2 separate regions of the Mus musculus genome follow, and region 1 is linked to region 2. The links are chromatin loops, found by intact Hi-C in ENCODE. Cell type or tissue: left cerebral cortex. All regions are shown on one strand. Each heading gives the region's core, and the rest is flanking DNA. Links, peaks and the distances in the headings are about the cores only.

Region 1 (7,429 bases), core at 2,613-5,112, 300 kb after region 2:
CCTTCTACGTGATTCTTAAAGTTTCTTATCTCTCTGCTGAAATGACCCACTTGGTATTAGATATTGCCTACTTTTTTTTTTTTTTACATATTTAACAAACTAGTTGTACTTAAAATTCTCTGTCACTTCAAATTAGTCTTGTAAGTCGAGTCCTCAAGCTCCTCACCAAAACATTTGTTGGAATTCTTTACAAAAAAAAAAAAAAAAAAATCCAAGTGAAAAATTAAAGTGTCTGAGTATCGGGTAGAAATCTTGTAAAAGACATATTGATGAGGGTATTCATTCCTCCCGCCATCATCTCTTGAGCCAGGGGGCACTGTGGGCATGGGAATAGTACACCAGACAGTGCTGTGGACCCTGAGGCTTTCTTATCCCCAGTACACCAGGCAGCAGACCAGACAACCATCCATGAGGTCTCCAGAGCTACTCCAACACCAGGCTCACTCATGGCTCCAGCCTTGAAAGCACTCTTTGGTGCAAGCCTGGACCCATGGACCAAAGCTGCGTGGTGACTTCCAAAGCCCCGAGCGCCAGGGAAGCACCCACGGATCTAAAATGAAAACTAGTCTTGGAGCTTCATGTTCAGCAGACCTAAGACTCAGCAGAGTCTCCTACTGCCGCACAGACTCAGGCTCTGTGTCCAGGTCTTCGTCTTCTTCACCAGCCTGACCTCAGGCACCAGGCCAGTAACTTCTATCTAGTCTCTGTCCCAGCCTCCATGGAATATTTATTTAGCTGCCTCTATGAGCACAGGTGCCCCCTGACTGGATTCAGTGACCCTACCTGTGACCCCATAGACATAGGTAACTTCTGGATGACTCCTCTAGACTGAGGCTCTAGGCTGATTGGCTCCTACACGCTAAAGGCATAGGCCTGTCCATGCAGACTCAAGCTCAAGGCCTATCTGGTGCCAGGCTGACCTCCATGTACAAAAGTTTCAGGCCAGCTCCTAGGACCCGGGAAGCATATCAGTAGTCACAGACCCAGGCTCCACAACCCCCACAGCCTCAGCACAGCTTGTTACAGTAAAGTCCAGGCTTTAGGCCCCATCTAAGTAATTTAGCCCATATGCTCCACCCAGCCCAGGAAGGGAGCCCCAGCCCCTGATTTTTTTCTTTACCCAGTAAGTAGTGGTCAATATTCGTGTGGAAAGGAAGATTCATTCCAGCTGCCTGAACAACAAAGTGAGGCAGAAGGAAGTTTTATTCATTTATTTGTTCTCTTGTTCAATGAAATAGCCTGAATTGCTCTGGTAGGAGAGTCTGTCTTGAATCAAAAATGGTTTGACCAAATCACAACAGGAAATGGCTCTTGTTACATCCTAGCTTGCTCTGGCTCCTATTGGGCAAATAGAGCATCCTTTCTGTACTCCTTTAGCTACAGATCCAGCAGGTAGCTGTCCTAAGGGGCCCTGACACCTCACAGGTCTTTGTCTTTGGAATGTTTATTCTGAGAATTGTCTCAAGAAAGATGAGTGTTAGGTTGTTTTGGGGTTTTTTTTTTTTTTTTTTTGCTTTTGTTTTTTGTTTTTTGGAAAGGAAAGGAAAGGCACAGTAAGCTGGAATCCTGTCTTTAAATGTAGCTAATTTCTATTTAATTGGCCAGTAACTGCATTTAAAATAAACACCAGTTGGTAATCAAAAACAGGAGGATAAAGACTGAGCAATTGTGTAAGCAAGATAGAATTACTAAGCCAAAACAAAGTTGGAGGGAAGTGCAGAGACACACTGCTTCAGAGAAAACACAGGAGAGGAGAGACAGCTGTGGGCTCACAGACCTCGGAAAGATGAGCAGCAGCTACAACCGTTGGCGGAATGGATGCTAATCAGCAACTGATCTCCAGTTGTAAAGCATCGGTTCCTTTATTAAGTAAAAAATTTAAAACACTCATAAACAGCAGCTTTAAAACCGTCATGCAAAATGAGCTGGGCACACCCTGGTGTATCCCCAGAGACAGACAGAGAGATTGCATGGAGGTCCAGGAGACTCTTTGCTGAGGGCTGGCTTCTGGGAGTATAGTAATTCTGAGATTACTTCCCTCCAAGGAGCAGAATGTGCCATGGCAGAGCAGAGAGGGGCATGCCTGAACTCTGTGCTTGCTGCACCACCCAAGATGCACAGATGTGTCTTGCACAGGCTCATGCCTATAGCTGTTCTGTTTGGCACTGAGAGAAGAGCAGAGAGGAGAAAGGAAGGGGATGGTGACAGTGCCTTGGGAAGGATCTTGAGGACATGAGCAAGTTCTTCAACTTGAATCTCCATCACTTTAGGTTACACTTAAAAGCCAGACCTTCGCCTGTCCCATCTCTAAAAGGCTCACTGTTTGTCTCCCTTCTAATTAGCATGATTTTTCCCCCTTGAACACTGGGGTTGATTTTCTTTTTTTCCCACAGACAAAATTCACATCCCTGCTTACTGTTTGGTTCATTTGGAAGCAGTACTTATTCATCAAAGGGACTAAAAAGCCCTGGGAGGTTGAGTTCGAAGAAGGACTACACATGAGGGTCACAGTAAGTAGGCACTTCTCATCAAATCAGCTGCCCAGGGATGCTAAAGAGCTTTTTAAAGGGGAACTAATAAGGTCATTCAGCATCTACTGGCTTCTACAAGCCTTAGCTAAATTAGTCCTAGCATACAATAACCCTGTAAGGTAAAATAATGATTCCTGGTATTTTGAAAGCAATCAGTGATCCACGAAGAGGGAGTTAATGTCCCCCAGAACCAAGATTAAAACCGACACATTGAGGGAGGTTCCACTCCCTTCCTGTGATCGAAGGCCAGCTTGTTTGTTTCCAAGCAGGACCTTGGGTGAGGCGCACTTGCTCTGAGAATCCCGCAGCCACTGGAATGGCTGGCCCCTCTCAACTGAGTTTGCTAAGCACAGTCCTTTTCTAAGGCTGAGGGAATGCAGGTTTTGACCGCTGAGGCTGTTGAGACGGTTTGCTAGTTACATATTCTTGTAAGTTGTCAGGAGTCAGCTTTGTCTACATCCCCTTCCCCCCACCGAACACACACGCACGCGCGGACTCAAACCCTGGGAGGGCGGCCCTGGGCCACCCACACGCTGGCACACTTGTGTACGTGGAAGCCAGCTCGCTCTCCGCATTAGCTGTGGTGTGAATTCTGAGTCACATCTGCACAGCCGGAGAAGTGAAAGACTGTAATTTACATACACCCCAGTTCTTGTCGTTAAAGCGGAAGATCTCCGTGTTAAATTCTTCCTTTCAAGTGATTACTCATCATCCAATTGAGGGGAAAGCCTGGGCTATCACCTAGGAAAGCGATCTAATCCAGCGAGTTTGTAGTCGCTGGACGAACGCAGGAGGCCTCTTTCTGGTACCGTCTTGGGGAAGGTGGGAGAGTGGATGGTAGAGTCCCCTATCCGCCCCCCCCCCCACCCTATTCCACCCCTCCCCTCCACACCAGGCTTCCTGAAATTTTTAATTCAGAAAAGGAGTACCTCGGTTCCTGTGTATTGGGTAGGAAGTTGTAAAACAGAACACACTCAAAAATAAGCATTAAGAGTGAGCTCCAGGACAACCAGGGTTACACAGAGAAACCTTGTCTCAAAAAAAGCTTTAAGGCTACACTGAGTCTGTCCACAGCAGGAACCGCCGGCCACTGCGTTTGCATAACGGTAGTGTCCACTCTCTTGTATCCTCTACAGGAAGTGCTTGGTCCATTCCACTAAAAATGGCTGAATATTTTATTGACTAAAACCTGGGGGATGGAACTGCACATAAACATATCTGGAGGGCCGATTTTAGTTGTGTTTATGTCTCATGGTTGGAATCCCTTTTAACTACATATTTTAGAGACTTGGAACAGCTCTGAAATTCAGACACTTGATGAACAACAACCACAGACGTGTCACAGCAACATTTGGACACTTTGAAGATGGTGGCAGGGACTTTAGTGGGGAGGCATGAGAGAAGAGATTTTTTTTCTTCCTAATTATGACACTTTAGTAGCTGGGTACAGACTTCAAAAAGCTAGTACAGACAGAGCAAAATCGTACTGTAGAGCTCCGTTGGAAGGATTCGTCTGCCAGCCGTCACGATGTGGAAAGTTCATCTTTTCATCTTATAAGTAAAAATATCCCTCGGTTCCCCCATTAGTAAGGGAGGGTGGGAAAAGGCATGCGCACTGCACACACTCTGCAGGCAACTCTCTTCAGGGACTCCAAGGTCCTGTGGCCTGTGAAAGAGGTGCCCTCTGCCCAGGGCTCTTAACTTCACAGGGATAAGCTTTTCACCCAGCTGTCCAGGGAACAAAGGGCATGTTTCATCTGCCTACACCCACAGCCCCCTGGGTGGGGCAGGGGGTGACAGTCCAATGCCTATCACATGGCCTCTGGCGCATAAAAGCTTTTAAATAATTCTGATTTTGAATATCAAATTGACATGAAAAGTGCATTTAAGAAGAATAGGCATGATCCGTGCTGAAGAGCATGCTCTATGCAAATAAGTTGGGCGGTCACTTGCTCATTTATAGTCCTGGTTCTCAACTTAGGCTATGTATGGTATTGCTTGCTCTAAAATCCTGATACCCTATAGCATTCAATCAACTACACTTCCCCCCCCCCTTTTGCCCCTCTCCCTCCCTCCTTCTTTCTGTCTCTGTCTCTCTGTCTCTCTCTGTTTCTCTCTTTCTCTCTCACAAACACACACATACACTCAAGAAAGTAGGATTTAGTCAATCTAGGGTAACATAGGCATCAGTATTCTTAAAAGCTCTCTGAGTGCAATCAAGACTGAAGTGTGAGCCGGGTGGTGGTGGTGCACGCCTTTAATCCCAGCACTCGGAAGGCAGAGGCAGGCAGATTTCTGAGTTCGAGGCCAGCCTGGTCTACAGAGTGAGTTCCAGGACAGCCAGGGGTGCACAGAGAAACCCTGTCTCAGAAAAAAAAAGAAAGAGAGAGAGAGAGAGAGAGAGAGAGAGAGAGAGAGAGAGAAAGAAAGAAAGAAAGACAGACAGACTGTAGTGTGATTTAATAGAGCTCAAGGCCTCTTTTTGTCTAGCTCTGGACTCTTTTTGACTCTTTCTTTCCCTCCCACACTCACCCTATCTTAGCTTTTCTTCTCTGCATCTTCCTTGTCAACCTCAGTCAGCAGTGACTCACTCCTGGATCCTGGATCCCAGAACACTGTGTACACATCTTAACCAGAGCATCTTCTCACATTGCATTAAAGACACAAGCAAATAGGTCAGCCTGCTCCTCCTGTCCAACAGAATGTGGACCCTTTATAGTGTCTGCAGGAAGCATGCAAAATATTTAGCAGGACACGGGAGCCTATTGATTGAATGTGCAAATGAATGAATGTCAATAGTGCATATTATTGCTGCCTTACCTTACCGATCCCAGAGTTCGAAAGCCAGCCCCCTCTGGGAGACTCAGAATCAATAATGTGGAGGTGGGAGGTCTCCATCTTGCTACTCAAGCTCGCTCCATAGATTAGCAGCATGTACATGATACGAGGCTTCTTACATGTGCTTGACATCTCAGGCAGTTCATATGCAAGTTACAATTTCAGTGATATTTCCCAGTAACTCCCAGAGGAGTCCTATTTAGCCAGTCTGCCAACCTTGGTGTTCTAGACCTCTGTTAAACTTGGTAGACCCTGAGGTTGCTTCCTATTTCTTTCTTTCTTTTTTTTTTTTTTCGCTTTTCCCAACCTTCAAAACTATTTCTGTTCCTTGCCACCAAAAGCATCCGTTCATATCTGAACTTCTTACAATTATTCAGTCAGCTAATATTTGAACATTATTACTAGGTGTAGTGATTTGTATATGCTCAGCCCAGGGAGTGGCACTATTAGAGAGTATGGCCCTGTTGGAGTAGATGTGGCCTTGTTGGAAGTATATCACTGTGGTTGTAAGCTTTAAGACCCTCATCCTAGCTGCCTGGAAGCCAGTATTCTGCTAGCAGCCTTCAGATGAAGATGTAGAACTCTCAGCTCTGCCTGTACCATGCCTGCCTGGATGCTGCTATGTTCCAGCCTTGATGATAATGGTCTGAACCTCTGAACCTATAAGCCAGCCCCAACTAAATGTAGTCCTTATAAGAGTTGTGTTGGTCATAGTGTCTGTTCACAGCAGTAAAACCCTAACAAGACACTAGGTCTTATGTTAATTAAGAGTATCAGATATATTTTCTCATCTCTTCAGGAGATATATACAGTAAATATCATTCCCATTTTGGGGAGGGGGGGCGGTGAAGGAAGAGAAGTTTGGAACAACTAACTGATCCATGACATTAAACAGGTAGCATGTAGTAAAGTTTGAATCTGAACCCAAAGTCAGAATATTCACTAGAGTAGTCTTAGGTGTGGCTTTAAGCGATCACATTTCCTAGTTGAGCAGTTCTCCTTCACAGTCTTAAAAATACTGAGGATCCTAAAGGGCTCTCATTTGTTTATATTCTGTCTATAGAAAGACTAAAATTTGAAAGAGGGGGCTGGAAAGATGGCTCAGCAGTTAAGAGCACTGACTGCTCTTCCAGAGGACCCTAGTTCAATTCCCAGCACCCACATGGTGGCTCACAACCATCGGTAACTCTTCTTTCAATGCCCTTCTTCCAGGCATCCAATGCCCTCTCTGGTCTCCACGGGCTTGGTATCTAAGTATACACACCCACACACAGACCTACACAGACACAGAGAAGCATACACATAATACAAAATCAATAAAGATAAGTAATTTAAAAATAAAACATTGAAACAGAAGCTTCAAATTTGATTTTCTTTAAAAATAACTTTAACTTCATTAGTTCACGCTAATATAAGCAACAGTCTTCATTTAAAAACCACATTTTCTCAACCCAAATAAAATAGTGAAAATAGTTTCTCAACGTTATTTCTCATTTTTCCAAGTTTCTAACATCTGTGACAAAAGCAGATAGTTGAGCTTGTAACTCAACGAATATTATGCTTTTTGTGTGTGCATCAGCATGCAGTACATGTACCTCATGCAGGGTTCCTGTGATATACATTACAAAAAGGCTCTACTCCTATAGGCTAAGGTGAACAATTTTCACGGCTTTGCCAGGGACATTTTTAATGGATTTGGCAGGGTTTTTTGTTAGTCTCCTTGTTGGGGGGTTGGGTTGTTTGGTTTTGTTTGTTGATGTCACCAATGTGTGCCAGTGGAGAACTCTGACTATTAATAGTTTGGTCCTACTTCCTTGTGTGCAAAGGTATTACCTTTTTTTTTTAATCATTGCTATTACATCATCAGTGCAAGTGTCGACACAGCCACAAGCATAAAGGGCATTCTAAGGCTCTGGGACTAGTTTTCGTCTAATGGACCACCTTAAATAACCCAGAGCTCCCTTGGGATTTGCAAGGTGACATTCAACAACTGCTGTCCTGCAGTAGACTTTTTGAGGCTTTTTTTTTTTTTTTTTTTTTTTTTTTTTTTGAGACAGGGT
Region 2 (7,429 bases), core at 2,157-4,656:
TACACAGTTCCACAAACTGTATGTCTTGGACCACAGATATTTATTGTTTCCCAAGTCTGGAATCCAAATCAAGGCATTGGCAGGGTAGTTTCCTGGGGCACGAGGAAATCTCTGTTCCATGCCCCTCTTGGCTAGTTTTCTAGCATCTCTGGCACTTCTAATCTTGTAGAAGCATTGTTTTAGTTTTTAATCTCTCCTTTCGCACACATGTAACTTTCGTTTTGTTTTTGTTTTTTAAGCTGGGATTCTCTGTAGCGTTGGCTGCCCTGGAACTTGCTCTGTAGACCAGGCTGGCCTTGACACTGCCTCTCAAGTGTTAGGATTAAAGGCATGTCCCATCATCACCCCAGTGTTGTGCATCTTTTTCTACACCCAAAGTCTCTTGTTAAGGACACCACCCCTACTGAATTAGAATCTGTTCCAATGACCTTATCTTGACTCATGTCTGCAGTGACTGTATTTTTGCATAAGGTTATATATCTTGAGATACTGAGACTAGGATTTCTATGTGTGGATTTGGTAGGGCTCAATGGAGTCTATAGCAGAAATCATCTATAACATGTTAGATCCTCACTGGAGGGCTGTAAGTTTGATGTGATCTTCATTCTACTGGTATGCCAGGCCCACTGAGGCAGGCAGCAGAGACACATCCCACCAGAAGCATGTGCATTGGTTAGTGTTCTCTAGAGCCACAGAACTTATGGAATAAATCTATTGGAAAGACTTGCAGGCTGTGGTCCAGCTAATTTAACAATGGCTAGCTGTGACTGTAAAGCTTAAGAGTCTAGAGGTTGCTTGGACCCACAAAGCTGCTCCCCTTAAGAAATAGGCTCCAGTGCCAGTGAAGGAATGGATGTGTCAGCAAGACAAGGGCATGCACGTAAAAAGCAAAAGCTTGGGGCTGACGAGATGGCTCAGCGGTTAAGAGCCCTGATTGCTCTTCCAAAGGTCCTGAGTTCAAATCCAAGCAACCACATGGTAGCTCACAACCATCCGTAATGAGATCTGATGCCCTCTCCTGGTGTGTCTGAAGAAAGCTACAGTGTGTTTATTTATAATAATAAATAAATCTTTGGGTTGGAGCGAGTGGGACTGACTGGAGCGAGTAGAGGTCCTAAAGTTCAATTCTCAACAACCACATGAAGGCTCACAACCATTTGTACACTACAGTGTACCCATATACATAAAATAAATAAATCTTTTTTTTTTTTTTTTTTTTTTGGTTTTTCGAGACAGGGTTTCTCTGTGGAGCCCTGGCTGTCCTGGAACTCACTTTGTAGACCAGGCTGGCCTCGAACTCAGAAATTCGCCTGCCTCTGCCTCCTGAGTGCTGGGATTAAAGGCGTGCGCCACCACACCCGGCTAAATAAATCTTTTTTTAAAAAAAAAAGAATGTTAAAAAGCAAGAGCTCCTTTTTCTATGTTCTTGGGTAGACTTCCAGCAGAAGGTATGGGCCATGTTAAAGGTATGTCTTCCCATCTCAAGATCCAAGTAAAAGACTGGTGTCTTCCAGGTTCAGGATCCAGATCAAAGGTGTGGCTTCCTGCCTCAAAGGTCCAGATTAGAAATAGATTCACCCACTTCAAACAAAGCAGACAAATTTTTACGGGCATGCCCTCCATTTCTGGATTGTAGCTCAATTCAGATATAGTCACATTGACAACCAAGACTAGCCACCACTCCATGTGTCCATGGATTCCGGAGCCTCACTGGGGGTTAGGAGCTCAGCCTCATCTCTCCTATAGATTAACCAATGTGGCAAACCTCCCTCCCAGGCTGTTCATCTCTATGATGAAGAGGAAGCAACTTTACAGTTTCAAAACCCCAAGAGATCTGAGTACCAAAAAGAAAAAAAATGCACTTATAACTTATGTGGAAGCAAAATATGTCCTGAAATGAGCACACTTGATACAAAGGTCATTCTTGAATTGACATAGGCTCCCTACATTCTATTTCTGCAACAGAGACATTTAGAGAAATGAACACAGGATGTGGCTGCAGATGCTATAGGGTGTCATGTAGCCAGAGGTATGCACATTCTTTGACTTTTTATCAGATTCCCCCAATTCTGCCATGCCTAACTCACCCCTGGGATTTGAATTAGGGACTGTGGATTTTTCAGCACATGTATTACCACCATGAAGTGTGCAGTTTGAATTCTGCAACGCTGTTTGGATCACAAGAAAGTGAAGAAAGGACAGATATAATGAAACTGGGAGCAGGTGAGGTTCTCTAACAGCTGCAACATGAAACCTCACTGTGTTTGCTAGGTACTGCACAGGGGAGGGGTAAGCTAGTTTTAGGAGGAGGTCTCTGAGGGTGAGCTGTCTCATGTCTCAGGCTATAAACATCCAGGAAGAGGAGGCCTAATTGCTCACACTGGTCAATCATTCCTAAACACTCATTCAGACTTTTTTGTTTGTTTGTTGGTTGGGGTTTTGATGGTATCCAAGAAAGGAACAGTCCCACAGAAGCCGCCTCTGGGCAGCAGTCAGCATCTGCCCTTCCCTTCAGTGCAGTGCAGTTGTGGATACCAAGAAAGGCTGTGGGGAGTCATCTTCCTAGCAGCACGCTATGGAATGCAGGCTGGCAAGGAGTCCCAGTGTTACTTTTTGGGGGAGATTTTCCTCATCCCACCCTCAACCCCTGCTTCTGGCTGAACCTGAAGTAATCTACCCCCATAATGGTCTAAGGCAGTGTGTGGTTCTCAACCTGTGGGTCAAAACCCCTTTGGGGGGATCAAACCGTTTTCACAGGGGTCACCTTAGGACCACCTGCATATCAGATATTAACGTTATGATTCAAAACAGTAGCAAAACTACAGTTACGAAGTAGCAACGATAATAATTTGGTGGTTGGGGCATCACCACACGATGAGGAACTGTATTAAAGAGTCACAGCATTGGGAAGGCTGCAAACCTTTGGTCGAAGGCCTGAGCCTTGAAATAGTGTTTCAAAGGATGGGCAACGGTGGTATGCCAGAGGGGAAACAGAGGTTGAGGTGGTTCTTCTTGTTGCTGACTCTACTCCAAAGCTTCCGATTATGTCACACGAGGTAGGGGCATGCGTCAGACAAGCAATGTAAGGCCTCTGGAGTGGGTGTCTGCTACAGGTGTTCATGTGTGCACACCCGTGGCCCACGCCTGTGCTGGGGTGGCTACCAGCCTCCCGTGCAAAAAAGTTCCAGCAAAACAGCTGGTGAGTGGAACTCTAAGTGGAAGTGATTTTCCTAGCACCATGACAACAAGACACCCTCGGAGCTAATGGCGACACTTCAGTCCTCGTCCTTCTCTGCTGGTTCCTGCTTACACTTCATGTTTCTTAAAATACTTGCCTGGCTGGCAATGTGGTGACTCACCTGTACCATCGCTGCACCAAGCCAAGTGGGAGGCACTTCCTTTTGCAGAGGAGTCGGGAGCCAGCCCAGCACCTGAAGCCTTTCATTCACATACAGTTCCTGTCAAGGGCGGGTGTTCTCATTCTCTGCCAAGGCTGCAATTGCCCAAGAAAGCAAAGCCATATGGATGTGTCAAGCTGCGGTACTTGGACTACACAGAGTTCAGGGAAATTAGGCAGATTTGCCTAGGTATCTCCTTCTCATCTTCAGTCCTGTGTGAGGTACCTGGGCCAAGTGCTGAAATAGGAAATTGCGCATGGAGTCACCATTGCCTGTGGTGCTCTGGGGCATCTCAGAGCCAGTTTTGCTTCTGGAATCCCGTGAATTCTGATGTACTTAAATGACTTAAAATTCTGAACTTGTGTGAATTGGAACTCACCCAATCTGTAATGTTAAAGTAGTAAAAAGAAATATTTGTCAAGAATTTTGCTGTCGACTAAGATTGTGTGTACCTTATATCTGCTTGGGTTCTGCGGGCTACACACTGTGTTCTGTATGCCCGGGAGTCAGTTCAAATCCTTGGTTCACTGATTATTAGCTGGGTGACTTTAGTCAGGTTACTTTGTCTCCTGGAATGTTCATTTCCTTGACTTTTCGAAATAGTGTCCTCCAAATTACATAAATAAAACGAGAGCCCATGACTACGAAAGCACAGTACAGGGGTAGAAATGTCTTGGTGCTTTCTGCAATTCCAGATGACCTGAGTTTTGTTCCCAGCACCCATGTCAGGGAGCTAACAACCACATGCAACTTCTGCTTCAGACTATCAGACAATCTCTTCTGGCTTTTATAAGCAGACAGACAGACAGACAGACAGACAGACAGATAGACATGTTATATAAAAATAAATCTTCTGGAGAAAAAAGAAAGATCCAGGATAGAGCAAGGCCAATGTATACTTGTGCCTTTTCCTGTCTCTGTGGGACTCTCTCTCTCTCTCTCTCTCTCTCTCTCTCTCTCTCTCTCTCTCTCTCTCTTTCTTTTTTTTCCGGGGACAGGGATTATCTGTGTAGCCCTGGCTGTCCTGGAACTCACTCTGTAGACCAGGCTGGCCTCGAACTCAGAAATCCACCTGCCTCTGCCTCCCAAGTGCTGGGATTAAAGGCGTGCGCCACCACCACCCAGCAGGATCTTTCTCATAGTTTGGAATGAGCACTAGTTCTGGCTACCCAGTGTTAACATCAATACATTTGCATATGTTGGTTTGCATACCTTTAGAACATAGTAAATAATTATCCAAGAAATAGATGATCAGGACACATACCCTGAGACCAGTGGTGGTGAAAATCTCAAGGAGAGATTTGGATGTGTCTTAGTTAGGGTTACTATTGCTATGATGAGACACCATTATCAAAATCAACTTAGGAGGAAAGTGTTTGTTTCACTATGGTTTGGTATAACAATTCATCATCAAAAGCAGTGAGGACAGGAACTCCAACAAGGGAGAAACCTGGAGGTAGGAGCTGACGCAGGGGTCATGGAGAGGTGCTGTTTACTAACTTGCTCCTCATGGCTTACTCAGCCTGCTTTCTTATAGAAATCAGGACCACCAGCCCTTGGGATGGCCCCACCCACAATGGTCTAGACACACACCACCCATCACTACTTAAGAAAATGCCTTATAGGCTTGCCTACAGCCTATTTTTTTCTTAGTTGAGGTTTTCCTCTTCTCTGATGACTCTAGCTTGTGTCAAGTAGACATACATTAGCCAGCTCAGATGGTCTTCATAATGTTATAAAATCAAAGACTCTAACTTCCAGAGACCTGTGGGTAGTTTCCTTCTGGAAGATCCGTTGCGATTTTCTGTATTATAAAAAGTTGTTTCTAACTACAGGGTAGACCAGCTGGTAACACACTGGCAGCTATCCACTCATTTTGCTGCAAGGCTCCTTTCTAATGCCCTTCCTCAGAAGCATCCTGCTTCCTCAGATCTGGCTCAAGCTTCTGCCGACTTCTGGGTGTCCAGCACAGAGATCTGGCTGTGTTTCTCTTCAACTTTCAGTGCTTGCTGTTTTCCTTCCTGTTTTTCTACCTGTTTAGGTCTTTTGGTCTACAACATGATGCTGGAACAAGACAGGACTTGAGTCCAGTCACATCCTTCACCCCTCTACCCCACCCTCTGTTTTACCTTTTTGTTTTCTGAGATAGCATTTCTCTGTGTAGCTCTGGGTGTCCCGGAACTCACTCTGTAGACCAGGCTGGCCTTGAACTCAGAGAGATCTGACTGCCTTTGCATTTGCCTTCCGAGTGCTGAGTTCAAAGGTGTGAGTCACTATCACTGGCTGTATTTCATATCTTTCAAATGAATCTGTGTTAGTTGCTTTTCCAGTGTGGTGAAGAGACACTGGGACCAAGGAGAGTTACAGAAGAAAGCATTAATGGGAACTTACAGTTTCAGAGGGTGAGTCCATGCTCATCATGGTTGAGCGCATGACAGCAGGGAGGCACAGGGCTAGAGCAGTGTGACACCACCATCCTGACAAAGCAGAATGGGAATGGATATTTATCAATTACACATCTGATATAAGGTTAGTATCTAAAATATTTAAAGAAGAAAAAGGAGAAGGAGGAAGGAGGAGGGGGAGGAGGAAGGAGGAACGGGAGGAGGAAGGAGGAGGAAGAAGAGGAAGAAGGAGGAGAGAGAAGAAGGAGGGGGGAGGGGAGGGGTGGGGAGGGGAGGGGAAGGAGAAGAACCACTACCACCACCCTAGATATCAAGAAAACAAATAACCCAACTTAAAAATGGGGTACAGACTAAGCAAAGGCTTCTCAAAAGATAAAACACAAATGGATGAGAAACAAAGAAATGCCCAACACCCTTAGTCATCAGGGAAATGCAAATCAAAACTACTTCAAGATTTTTATCTTGGCCAGATTGGCCAAGATTAATAAAACAAATGACAGCTCATACTGGCAAGGGTGTGGGGTAAGACGAACACTCACTTGTTGCTGATGGAAGTGTAAACTTATGTGGCTGGGAATAAATATACTTCAAGATCCAACTATAGTACTCTGGGGCATATACCCAAAGAACTCTCCACTCTACTACAGACACTTGTTCATTCACGCTCATTACTGCTCTAGTCATAATAGCATGGAATTAGAAACAGCCTAGATCTGTATCAGTGGGTGAATGTGCAATTAAAAGGTGGTACCTTTATATAATGGAATGTTATTCAGCTGTTAAAAAAATACCAAATTATGTAATTTGTAAGTAAATGGATGGAGCTAGACAAAGATCATCCTGAGTGAGGTAACCCAGACCTCCAAAGACAAATATGATATGTTTAAGAGAATATCTTATGTATGGATGTTAGCATTTAAGCCTTCACTAGATATGCTACTATCAGTACAACCACAGAGATCATAGAGTATATTGTAGGTATATAGTAAACTAGGATGGGGTAGGATCTCCCAAGGAAGAGGAGATGGCATATACAGTTCAAGAGAGGTGGGGGATGGAGACTGAAAGACAATGCATATCTCATTGAACATGGTGAATCAGGTTGGTATCTAACTAGAGCCTTCGCCTGTACTGAATAGTATTCATGGTACTGGAAGGTACTGTGCATGATACCTGAAGAGAGTAAATGCCAATCCAGCTACAAACCCTGCAGTCTACAATGGTGATCTGTCTGCATAATACACTAGGGCACAAAAGTTGTGGGAGTCCCCAACCAGTCTATGATTGGACTTAAGGCCTAGTCCATGAGATGAGACCCATGCCTGACACTGTCAGAGTGGCCAAGAACCTGAGCCTTGATAGGCAATGGACCTAAGGGGAAACCAATTGTTCTGGTAAAGGAACACAGCAATAAAATGATTTCTAATGACTTCTGTTGTACTCATAGATCAGCATCTCACTTAGCCATCATCAGAGAAACTTCCAGGAGATGGGAACCAATACAGAGACCCTTAATTGGACAATGTGCAGAGACATTGGAAGACTTGGTCCTAAATGAGATGTCTTCATCACCCCACCCCCACCCCAGGACTCAGGAAGACTCTAAGAGCTGGAGGGGTGGATGAT

Evidence for each region. Peaks named below come from ENCODE experiments on the same cell type or tissue, not always from the same donor. Only the 100,000 strongest peaks of a DNase experiment are listed, where the experiment ranks them.
Region 1: it touches region 2 in a loop (4-fold over the local background); 1 of 42 quality-filtered maps calls a loop at or near these places.

The regions. Positions count from the first base shown.
Region 1 is chr3:65,582,226-65,589,654 of GRCm38, reverse strand. No RefSeq gene overlaps it. Among named protein-coding and RNA genes, the nearest start is that of Gm34924, 5.1 kb to the right of the region's middle. In left cerebral cortex, for the core only: no CTCF peak of the experiment used is centred there; DNase peaks (open chromatin) are centred at 3,081, 3,664, 3,871 and 3,989; H3K4me3 peaks cover 682 bases; H3K27ac peaks cover 355 bases.
Region 2 is chr3:65,880,685-65,888,113 of GRCm38, reverse strand. No RefSeq gene overlaps it. Among named protein-coding and RNA genes, the nearest start is that of Gm35039, 44 kb to the left of the region's middle. In left cerebral cortex, for the core only: no CTCF peak of the experiment used is centred there; DNase peaks (open chromatin) are centred at 2,649 and 3,293.